Linked DNA regions of Mus musculus: region 2 is linked to region 1. Evidence: chromatin contacts called from ENCODE Hi-C data. All regions are on one chromosome and are shown on one strand. Each heading gives the region's core, a stretch centred on a gene start or an enhancer-like site at or near the end of the contact. The rest is flanking DNA. Distances are from core to core; before and after follow the strand shown.

What was found. Hi-C counts contacts between places; a loop is a spot of excess contacts on that map.
Region 2: a map of T-helper 17 cell shows a loop between it and region 1 (1.8-fold over the local background). The contact joins the enhancer-like site here to the promoter of Cfap97d2 in region 1. A Hi-C loop is called at or near these places in 6 of 37 maps with a recorded cell type or tissue (T-helper 17 cell, T-helper 2 cell, left cerebral cortex and 1 more).

What each region holds. Positions count from the first base shown.
Region 1 is chr8:13,703,799-13,709,704 of GRCm38, reverse strand. It overlaps Cfap97d2 (CFAP97 domain containing 2), which reads right to left and starts at 3,816. Exons shown (of 4, transcript NM_001101519.1): 1 at 3,649-3,816. The coding sequence starts at 3,738. The region is part of intron 1 of Gm46032 (a long non-coding RNA gene); the gene reads left to right.
Region 2 is chr8:13,736,179-13,742,089 of GRCm38, reverse strand. All of the region lies in intron 3 of Cfap97d2 (CFAP97 domain containing 2), which reads right to left. The region is part of intron 1 of Gm46032 (a long non-coding RNA gene); the gene reads left to right. Among named protein-coding and RNA genes, the nearest start is that of Cdc16, 19 kb to the left of the region's middle. Within about 2 kb of position 1,534, at least 1 of the 3 ENCODE cell types and tissues checked has a DNase peak (open chromatin) inside an H3K27ac peak, as active enhancers do.

The DNA.
Region 1 (5,906 bases), core at 2,567-5,066:
TTCCTTCTTATCACCTCTTCCTTTCCTCCCTCTCTTCTCCTCTCGGTACCTTCATTACTGGTGTACTACTCCTTTGTTCTTGTCCCACCTTGTTTGGAAATTCAGGGTTGCTTTTATTTTTATTTTTCCTTGGTCCTTTGTTCTCTTTGACTTCAGTTTTGAAGGTTGCTATGGTTTGACTCTGTTCTTCTATGATTCATGCCGCGGGTTTAATCCTTCCCACGGTGGCATTAAGAAGTGGAGCCTTTGGTGAAGTGATTAAATCATGACAGCTCTTTCCTCATGAATGAAATTAAAGCCCTTCTAGAATAATCACCAGAGATCTGTCTGCCCTTCTTTCTCTTGTCCCACTGAGGCTGCCATGGTGGAAGCCACTCTTGCCAAACACTCAGGTGTCCAGAGACTTGATCTTCGATGTGTAGCCTCTTGGACAGAAAGAAACAGAAGTCTGCTGTTATAAGTTGTCTAGTCTGGGGTGTCTTGTTAGAGCATAAGGAACAGATAAATACAGGCTCTAGCAATGCAGCCTTGGGTTTGCAGCTCCTCCAGCAGCAGGGTAAGCCCATCAGAGGAAGGGTGCCAGGCAGACCAGGAGGGAGAAGGAAACCTTTCCAAAGAAGCAGTGGACGGAAGGATGGCTGAGCCATGGGGCTGCTGGCTGAGGAGGGGCTCTACGGTGCTGCTGGTGGCCTGGTGGCTGGTGGCCGGAGGGTGGAGACTGGGGGTACAGCATTCTCTTTTCTCTATTTCATCAAACTGTGTTCTCAGAGATTCTCAGTCTAGCACTGACTACTTGAACAGCCAAAATCTCTCTTCTTCACATGAAACGGGTTGATTCTGTCCAGACTGGTTGTGCCTGGGATGGAAGAGATGGCTCTCCATCCTCTGCCGCTCCTCATCCTCCATCTCCCACCTGCTCATGCCTGTCTTCACCCACCAGGGCCCTTGGTATCCAGACCACTGTCTCACCTTGTCCCTGAGCTGCTTGGCTCTTTGTCAGCGTGGCACAAACCTAGACACATCTAGGAAGAGGAATCTCAGCTGAGAAATTGCCTCCTTCTGATTGCCTGTAGGCAGCTCTGTAGACCGTTTTTTATTAACGATTGATGTGGGAAGGCCCAGTCTACTGTGGGTGGTTCCACCCTTGGGCAGTGGTCTTGAGTTGTATAAGAAAGCAGCCTGAGCAAGCCATGAAGAGCAAGCCATGGAGAACAAGCTATGGAGAGCAAGCCAGTCAGCAGTGCTCCTCCATGGTCTCTTCTTGCGCGCGCTCGACTGGCCAGGAAGAACGACGCTGCAACAGGATCCTTCTGCACATGTTTATTGGGAGAGCTTGATTGTAGAGGCGAAAAGACCCTGAGCCCAGAACTGGTGCTGCTTACATAGGCCTAGGAGAGGCGTGTCTCACATCTGATTGGTTAACTTGTCTTGGCAAAAGAACCTTCACTGCCTATGTATGTGTGGTGGCCAGCAGTAGCCAACTGCCACTCTGCAACTGCCACTCTGCAACGGCTTCCCACAGTCTCTGCTTAAGTTCCTGCCCTGACTTCCTTTGATGATGGACTGTGATGTGGAAGTGTAAGCCAAATAAACCCTTTCTTGCCCCAGTTGCTTTGGCCATAATGTTTTATCACATCAATAGAAACCTTAGCTATAACAGTCCCCTTCCCTTGTCTTGTGCCTATGTGTACTTCACACTAGCCCCTAGCCTCCACTGTCTGACATTCAGACCTCTCCACACTCTCAGCTGGCATGGCTTCTATGCTATGCCCTCAGTCACTGTGAGCTTCCTCCCGACACCCCGTTTTAGCTGTTTGATCAGTTGTGTCCAAGACGGGCTCCTTGACCTTGTGTGATTTCCCTTCCCACCTTTGTGTGACTCTTGTCTTTCCTTCTCAGATAGACTGTCACCTTTGTGACAGGCTGTGGATCCCCAGTGTTCTTGCTCTGTTGCTGGTCACAGCCATATCAGGTTCTCTAAAAAACCCCCAAACAGGCTGGAGAGATGGCTCAGTGGTTAAGAGCACTGGCTACACTTCCAGAGGCCCTGAGTTCAATTCCCAGGAACCACATGGTGGCTCACAACCATCTGTAATGGAATCTGATGCCCTCTTCTTGCGAGCATGAAGACAGGGCACTCATATACATTAAATAAATAAATAAATAAATAAATACATAAATAAATCTTTTAAAAAATGAATCATAAGCTTCTGGGACATTTCAAAGACTTATGTATTTGTGCCATAAACCAATACTTGTAGACATCTCAGGGTTCCAGCCTACTGTTCACCTCCATGAGTCTCATTTGCCCAATCAGTTTTCTTCTTCCACAGTGACCATTTAAACCATCTTTGTGTTGCAGTGTCTTAGGGGCAGAGTCTGGACACTCACATAAGCACAGGGTGACTGCTTATCTCATGGGGTTTGGGCCAGTCCCTGGGATAAACAAGAGCAAGGTTCCTACAGGACTAGGCTGGAAGATCACTGGGAGAGACAATGGTTTGCTTCCTCTGGCCTCCTAACGAGTAGTAAGAGCTTAAATAGTTACTCAGGTCCCTAATACCACAGCAACTAGCATGGCCAGAGCAGGTGAAACAGGTGCCCCGTGATGAACCTGGGCAACCACCACGGTGGTAAGGCCAAGAGAGCAGAAGGCCTTGGTGTGCTTCTTACAGTGGGATCAGAGGAAGTTCTCTCCAGAGGTGGCCTTGGAACGAGACATAAGGAAGTAAGCTGAGGACCTCTACAGAGCTGTGGAGGAGTGCTACGTGGGGGCTTCAAGGGGCCGGTGAGGTGGGGAGAGGCAAGCAAGGGAGGGGTGAGGCTGGAGCATCAAGTGAGCCCAGAAAGAGCTGACTTCTTAGGGTGTCACCTGAGACTTCAGAAGGAAACAGGGTTGATTATCGATTTGGTACCTGGGGGTAATCGTTGAAAATTAGTGGAGGGGATCAACCTAGTGCTGAAGTTTCCAGATCTAAGAACGTCCTCCTGCCAGTGTTCCCAGCACAGCTAAGGAAATGTGGTTAGCCTAGTGAGAACGCTGGGCAGCTGGGCTGAACTCCATCGTGACATTCTTTATCCAGGGAGACGAAGTGGGCACTTGCCTCTCCCCTCTCCAGGTGCAGGCAGGTTTTGGTTCCTTCTGGTGCGTGTAATGTGGACCAGGAGTGGACATCAGGTCCTTTTATCATAGGATGGCTTCAAGTAACTTGGGGGAAGTTGAGTACCTTAGGAATGCACCCTGTGTTTGTGAATGGGATGGTCTTGACTCTAAGTTGGTGGGAATCTTGTTCACTGGTGATGTAATGATAAGTCCTCTTAAGAACCGTCCTCCCGGGGCTGGAGAGACCCTTAGCAACGTCACGAGCACCGACTGTTCTTCCAGAGAATCTGGGTTTGATTCCCAGCACGCACAACTGTCTTCGACTTCAATTCCAAGGGATATACTGCCTTCTGGCCTTCACGGGCACTAGGTATGCATGCGGTACACAGACATACGTGAAAGCAAAACATTCGTACACGTGAAATAAACTATTTCTTTAGTTAAAAAGACACTCTGCCATTCTGACCTTTTGAATCCACGCCGGACTTCCCTGGGCTTTGCCTGGCACCCCAAACCCCAGCATGAGGCTCCAGGAGTCTTCCTACCTTTTTCCTGTGGTCCTGGTAGGTTTTCTCCCAGGCTCTCTGCAGGTCCCTATTAGCCCACGGGGTGGTCAGCCGGGGGACTCTATGCATCTCAGATCACAAACTCCAGCGTCCCTTCAGAGAGGAGCAGGCAGCAGCAGTACAGCCCCAGCAGCAGAGCTGTTTGTGGGGTCATGTGACGGTTGCCATGGCACCCAGGCCTTGGGGAGAGCCCAGTTCAGTCTGGAGGCTTTTGAACAAAAGATGAGAGAGCACTAAGAGACAGCTAGACTCTCCTTCCACCCCAGTGGTTGTCTTGAGTCTTGATTAGCTCACTGCTGCTGTCGGGAGAAGAGCAACTCAGCTCCCAGCTCCAGAAGAAAACAAGAAAAAAGGAGGCCAAAGACCATCTCCTTTGCCAGAACAGACTAGAATGAACCAGCATCTCTTTCACAGTCATCTGCCACCTGCCACTCTCTTCCTTTCTTTACTTTCTTAATCTTTGTATTTCTTCAGGAAGAGAAACACTTTTGGTCCCGTCTTTCTTTCCGAATCATTTATAACAATGTTACAAATGTAATAAAAATCTTATAACAAAATAACAATAACTCCAGTTCAGGTGGAAGATTTTCTTTTCTTTTTCTTCTTCTTCGGTTGACTTGAGGCTCAGTTATACAAAGTCTTGGTCATTTTTTTTTATTACGTATTTTCCTCAATTACATTTCCAATGCTATCCCAAAAGTCCCCCCCTTTCCCCCCCCCAACTCCCCTACCCACCCATTCCCATTTTTTTGGCCCTGGCATTCCCCTGTACTGGGGCGTATAAAGTTTGCCTGTCCAATGGGCTTCTCTTTCCAGTGATGGCCGACTAGGCCATCTTTTGATACATATGCAGCTAGAGTCAAGAGCTCCGGGGTACTGGTTCATATTGTTGCACCTACAGGGTTGCAGATCTCTTTAGCTCCTTGGATACTTTCTCTAGCTCCTCCATTGGGGGCCCTGTGATCCATCCAATAGTTGACTGTGAGCATCCACTTCTGTGTTTGCTAGGCCCCGACCTAGTCTCACAAGAGACAGCTATATCACAGTCCTTGCAACAAACGCTTGCTAGTGTATGCAATGGTGTCATCGTTTGGAGGCTAATTATGGGATGGATCCCTGGATATGGCAGTCTCTAGATGGTCCATCCTTTTGTCTCAGCTCCAAACTTTGTCTCTGTAACTCCTTCCATGGGTGATTGTTTCCAATTCTAAGAAGAGGCGAAGTATCCACACTTTGGTCTTTGTGTCTTGGTCATTTTTAAGCTATTCATTTTTAAGGTTCGTTTTCATGATACAAGTTATTATTTTTTTTAAATCTGTCTTGGATAAACTTTCTCTAGCAACCCAAAAGACTGTCAAAAAGAATAACAATATTGTTTTTATTTCAGAATTCCGGCCTTTGTAACGTTTGGTATTCAGAACTTGGAGTACAGAATTGGTAGCTACCACTCCCTGCTCAACTGTGGTTAAATGAAGGCTAGGACGGGCACAGAGCACATGATTTAGGGGCTGTCAACACATCAGCTGTGCTTGAGTCAGACTCAGGATAAGATGTGAATGAAGCCAAGGCATGCCAGCCTCCTGAGATGCTGTGGACAGCTAGCCACACACCCACAGGTCCTTGTTGTGAAAAGTTCAGGCTAGGAAAAGACAGGGAAACTTCTGCGGCCTTCTTTGGCAGGAGGATCTCTTAGAATCTGTGATCTCCTACCACCATGGTCCCTGGCTGCTATTTAAATGTGCATGTAATTGTAAAATAAATATTTGCTGGGTCTCTGGAAAGCCTGGGCCCCTTGAACACGAGGGTCCTGCTCCCCGAAGCTCTTGGACCTTAACACACAATCCCTCAAAAAAAAAAAGTGCTGGACATGCTCTAGCCACCTCGGAGCTCATTCTTAAGGTATCTGACCTACAGGAGCGGCAGATGGCACACACATGAGATTTGGATGATTTTTTTGCTGCCAGGGGAACCTAGAGTGCAATGTGACAGGAAACCCACACCGGGCCTTCTGGGAAGGGCGGACATATACAGAGCAGGCATAAAACCACCCAGCCTCAGCTACACCCCAAACCAGCCTAGAGGTCATCGTGGAAGCCTTCACTTGCTACAGGTGGGAAGGAAGTGGTTGTGGTCCTTGTTGTTTGAGATCTAGTCTCACTGGGCATGGCTGGCCTGGACCTCGTAAGAGTTCCACCTGCCTCTGCCTTCCAAGTGCTGGGATTAAAGATGTGCATCAC
Region 2 (5,911 bases), core at 285-2,784, 35 kb before region 1:
GTAGCAATCTAAGACCTCATGTTTTTATGGTAGAATAATATTCCATTGGCAGATACGCCTCTTTTTTGTCTGCTCATGACCAGTGTGCACACTAGTGTTAAAATGCTATCCAGATATGGGTGTGTGTACCATTTCATGTGTGTTTGTGGCCCCGGTTCTCTCCTCTACTCGGGCGTGCACTTGCTGTCTAATATTTTTAGAGGAATCAGCAATGTTTTCAAAGTAAGCGCATCACCATAGCATCTCCGGGTTTCTCCACACACCTCACACGCATCTCCAAGCATCATCTGCGGTTCCAGTCGGCTCAGTGACTGTCAAGTGTGAAGTGTGAAGAAGTGTGAAGTATCTCACTAGTACTGACTCCCACTTCCCCAGCAATGCTGGATGGGTCTTTTTTATGTGCTCATTGGTCATCTGTGTATCTTCCTTGGGTGTACATGTCGTCAAATGATCAAACAATTTCTGCTATTTAGTTCTATTGTTGAGACTGACCATTGGCTTCAAGGTATCACCTGAACTCCAGATTTTTGGCTCCATATGATAGAAGTATATGGTGATGAAGGACAGAAACTAAAACTTGTTGTTTTTTTCCAGGGTCGGGAACTTTATAGTCTATTGGCAAATGCTGCTCACTTAACCCTCACAGGGGTGCATGTGGGTGCAGGAGATAAGGTCCATCTGTCTTTACTGATTCTGGGGACCATGGGGCTGTCTTGAAGAGCTTAGAGTGTGTCTACTGCTCCACCATTCAGGAGGAGTTCGTTTATTTGGCTTTATCATTTTGATAATTTCTGGGTTTTGTTTGTTTTCTGGTGTCCGTGTGGAGATGGTAGAGGCTATGCACTTCCACTCACCTATGCCAGGAAGCACCAGGATGGCCAGTGTGTTAGTGGATGCTTTTATAGATAGCCTCCTGGTAGCAGAGCATTTTCTTTTATTGGAGGTAGGGAGCAAGCAGCAATGTGGGAAAAGCTGCCGAGGTGTCTAGGAGAGGGCTGTCTTCTCTGGCATGCCGGTGAGATGGTCAGGGCCAGCAAAAGTTCTAGATGAAGCTAGCCAGCCATCAGGGTGCATTCCAGGTTTCTAGTCCTATAAAGTGGAGTCCTATCCCTTCTCACACCTGCCATTTTCTGATAACAGAATTTTAGGTGTGTGTGTAAAATTTTACTTCTATGAAAGGTTGAGGCACCTATAAGACATCGTGGCACACAATTTTCATCCCAGGACTTGAGAAACGGAGGCAGGCAGATCTCTGGGAGTCCAAAGCTAGCCTCTTTACAGGGTAAGACCCTGTCTCAAAAACTAAACAACAAAAGGCCAAGTCACCTAAGAAGAAGGCCTTCCTTATCTGGTGCAGCCTGTGTCCCTCACTCTCTCCCGTGGACACACAGAGCTAAGGTTCTGGAAATGCCTAAGATGGCCTGAAAGGCTCTTAGCAGGAAGCTGCCTCCCCACCACAGCACAGCTGTTTCCTGTCTTTCACGAAAAGGAAAAAACTCCAGAGCCTCTGACAAATCACCCGTAGGCCCAGAGGTGAACACTGGAGGAGGTGGGGTTGCCCTGAAGAAGTTCCCCTACCCCCACCCACCCCTTGTAGGGCGTACTTGTCCAAGAGCCAAGCTGGCAACATCCCACATGGAGTGTGGGCTGTGGGTGGTAGCTGCAGGGCACGGTTTCCAAGCAGAATAGCCGTCCCTTATGTCTCTGTCTTAGCCTCTCCCTCTCTCAGCAGCTTCACCATTTCCTTTATGTAAAGGAGAGAGAGCAAGATATCCCAATGAGAAAATGAGAGGCTGAGTGGGGAGTTTCTTCCAAGTATTTTCTAGACATTTTCACTGGAAGAAAAAAAAGACAGCCTCGAAAAAATCAACCGTGTGGAAAGGACGGGAGGATAACGAGACAAACAGCCAGCAGAATCAGGAGAGAAAACACAGTACTCAGTAAAAACTCTGGACTCGGTGAAAAGAAAAAGTCATCTTTGCCCTTAAAGGCATCCTTGAATAAAACCAAAGCAGAAACGTTAACAATAAGACATAAACAAATGTTTGGCAAAGGTAGCAATACTTTTTAAAAAAAATTTTTTTAAACTTCCAATATACTTGGGGGAAAAAATAAAAAAATTAGTTTTGAATCCAGGCAGGGTATGCATGCTGGTAATTGTAGCAATTGGGAGGCGGAGATAGATAGAAGGATTTGGGTTCAAGACCAGCCTGACCTACATAGTGAAATCCTGTCTTTAAAAACATCCTTTGATAACTCATTTACACAATGTCAATGACTTATTTTCTACAGCAGCAAATGCTAATGCTCTGTAATTAACCAAGGTTTGAAACAAAACGTTCAGGCTCTCAATGAAGTTAAAAGTGGATTAAATTTCCCTAGTGCTTTGCTAATTAGTAATTGCTTTCTCTTATACATCTCTGCAAATGTGCTTGTCCCAATGGCGCAGGAACTTAGAAGAAATGTTCAAGCAAGTAACAGGAGGGTCATGTGCTCGGAAGTCGTATAAGAGCTAAGTTTAGTGCTTATGGGGACAGTGGGGACTAAGAGGCCAGGTGTCACTGGGAGGAGGTCTGAGGAAGGGAATCTTTGGGCTGGGTCTTGATCAGGGCAGGAACTGTGTCCTAGCATACTTAATTTGGTATCTGTATTTTCCCCTAGAAGAGACTTGGTTGGTTCTAAAAACAGCATCCTGCATAAGGACAGTGAGTGACAATTTAAAACCCCTAATAATTGATTCATTGAGACATCTGTAAGGATGATGACAACAGAACTGAATTGCTCTTAACTTTCAATTAGGAATTTGCCAGTGATTTGGGTTAGGTGGAGAGGAAGGGTTTAGAGTATTAAGTTTTCTGGCAAATTCTTCCTGGCTATTTATGTAATTTTGGTCCTGGATTCTGAGTGGAACAGCTACTTCAGGTCATCACACAGTTTCATACTGAGGTTTGATGGATACAATCTGATCGAGTCACCAATTTCACCAGACTCTCCCCTGAACCTATAATCAATCAGCCGAACTCATTTTTATCTCTGTATAAATAAATTTGGGAAGGGAGAAGGGAGAATCCCCCAGGCTTCACTATGGCTTCCATGATTTGAAACATTTACCCACTGAGTAATGTACCTAAGGCAGTGGACAGCCAAGAATCCGGGAGCACACACCAAGTGACTCTGATGGAGTCAGGAACTTTAGATAGCTGTACATTCACAAGAAAGTGTAGTAGGAACAGCAGCAGTGAGGTTACCTCTATGGGCGGGCTTACCAAGGGGGTGGGGGTGGGGGGCGCAGCCACAAAAGCATCTCCTGCAGGAGAACCTAACTGAGGACTGCCTGAGAGACCAAGGATTCCTGGCACAGAGAATGCCAGCCAATCAGGAACTGCTGTTTAGAAGAGATGCTTTCTCACCAATGGGACATAGGTGGAGGGTACTAAAGGAGCTTGCAGCAGTGCTCAGATGAGCTTGCTGCAGTGTTTCTCACTTGCTCCTGGGGTCTGTGTCATTGACTCTGTGCCAACTCATCCCCAACCCCCGAGGGCAGGCAGGGTCAGGTGGTGAGTTGTCCAGGGCACAGGCGTCAGGAAAGTACTGCAGGTACCTTTTCTCCAGGTGTGTCTGCGCTTGCAGGGATGGCTGGCCACGGCAGCCCTGTCCTCCCGCCGTCTCTGTGCTCTGTACCGGGGCTCTGAGCTTCTGAGTCTCTCTGGGAAGACTTGATTTTGTTTCTGCACCTTCATAAATGCCTGTTCTCTGCTCTTCCTGTTTAGACTCCAGAAAGGAATACACACATTCTTTCGTAGACCAAGATTATGGGACAGAGAGCTTACTCTGCATTCCCAAAGGGAGCCCATGTGTCCTCAGGCCTGGCAGGCTCTAGCTAATATCTGGGCTCTTGTTTGCTTCCCATCGAGAGACATTCAACAAACGTTCCTCCCCATCCCTGTCTACCAGGGAGTGGGCCCGGAGCTCATGAGGTGAAGATGCCAGGCTCCTAAGGGAGAGTTGAGATGACATCCAGGAGGCAATGCTGAACAGAACCTCAGAAGGAGAGGAGGGCTGACAGTGAGAAGAGGAGGAAGGCCCAGCGCCCATGGGGAGAAGCATGGCAGCCAGAGGCCTGAAGAGCCTAAGGTGTCTTGAGAGTGCTAAATGCTCGACCACAGTCCCAGGCATATTTTAGAAAGACCACTGTGGGAAGAGGCAGCCTCAGTTCCAACAGGGCTTCCAAGGTGGGTCTTGTGTGGCGCAGCCTGGGGTGAGTGCAGTTCAAATACGGCAGTTCCCTCTCTTGATGCAATAGATATCCTACACGTTCCCTCGTGTGAATGTGTCCTTGTGGCAATGTACAGAGCCCTTAAATGGCATTCGTTTTGTCTCTATTTAACATCTGTCATAGATTTTACTGGTGTCATATTCAAGGAGACCCACCTTTTCCTTCAGGGGGGCCCTCTCTGGGTGACTTGTTTGCTTTCTCTATTTTCTACTGAGTTGTTAGTCTCTGCAGACATGAGTATAAATTGTTGTTGTTTTAAAACATAAACAGTCATTGTAACCTTATTAGTAGTGACCAAAAACAAACCAGAATGCTCACTGATAGGTGAAATGAATAGTTTGACATCTAGGAGAGGGTGTCACTCAGCAGCCCAAGGCTGACACAATGCTGTCCTTAACAATGCCAATCTAGACAGGTGTGGTTGTGCACACTTTTAATCCTAGCACTCGGGAGACAGAAGCAGGGAGATCTCTGTGAGTTCAAGGTTAGCCTGGTCTACATAATAAGTTCCAGGAAAGCCAGGGCTATGTAGAAACCCTTTCTTTGAAAAACAAACAGACAGCAATAAAACAAACCAATGTCACTCTGCAGGACATGCGTGCAGTCCCAGAGCCAACCACATCCAGTGTGACCTCCAGGGCCTGGCTGTCAGGAGGATTCCTGCCCAGCACCAGAGGAATAGGAAGCAAAGGCTGTGTGCACCATTGTCACTAAGGAGATGGTTTCAGTGTGGGACATGTCAAACCCATTAAACTATATCCCTTAAGTGTAAGATATTGCTTATCAAGTATCAAGTACATCTCAATGAAGATACATAGATTTACTAAATCCCCTGATTTAACTTTTTATTGTATAGCTTCTGTTGTTGGTTGTTTAGTTTCTCCAAAAGTGTTGCCTTTTTCTTAATAAGATATCTGGCTGTATTAATACTATCTAAATCAACTAGTTTTCTGTGTCCTTGAAACAGACATGATTCCCCAAATCAGCAGCCTCATTCATGGCACCTCTGTTCCTTCCCTGAATCCGATGGCTTGCCTGTGATTTAGCTTATTATGAATCTGGAAACTTCTCTCAGGGGTTAAAGAGTCTAGGATGTCTGCAGAAAAGCCTGCATTGCAGTGACCCTGTACAGTCACCGCCATGACTCTGCACTTAGAAGGAAAAACTACAGATATTTCCTGGGGCACGTGGCTACCAAGGACACAGCACCGTTCTTTTGCAAGGGCTAAGGACTCCTGAGAGTGTTCACAGGGTGGTCTCATGGAACACAAGGCATGCTGCCCTTCATCCTCTTGGGAAACAACATTCTAAGCTGAGGGAATCACAGGTTTCAGAGAGCAGCGGCAGCAGAGAGGGGACCAGGTATCAGGTCTGAGCCCTTCGCTCTCTCCCAGAGCTAACACTGCAAGGCTGTTGCACGCTCTGCAACTTGGACACACCCTGCACCGTCCACGGTGATAGCGACTTTGGCCAGGTTGTGCAGCTTCACCATCCCTCAATGTCCCCCTCTATGAAATGGGAAGAAGCACAGCCTCCACCTTGCCTGGTCCTTGAGGATGGTGACCGAGAAGACTCTGTGGACAGCTCCTGGCCCTCAGCAGGCCTATGGCTGGGCTTGCGGTCATTCTGGGACCA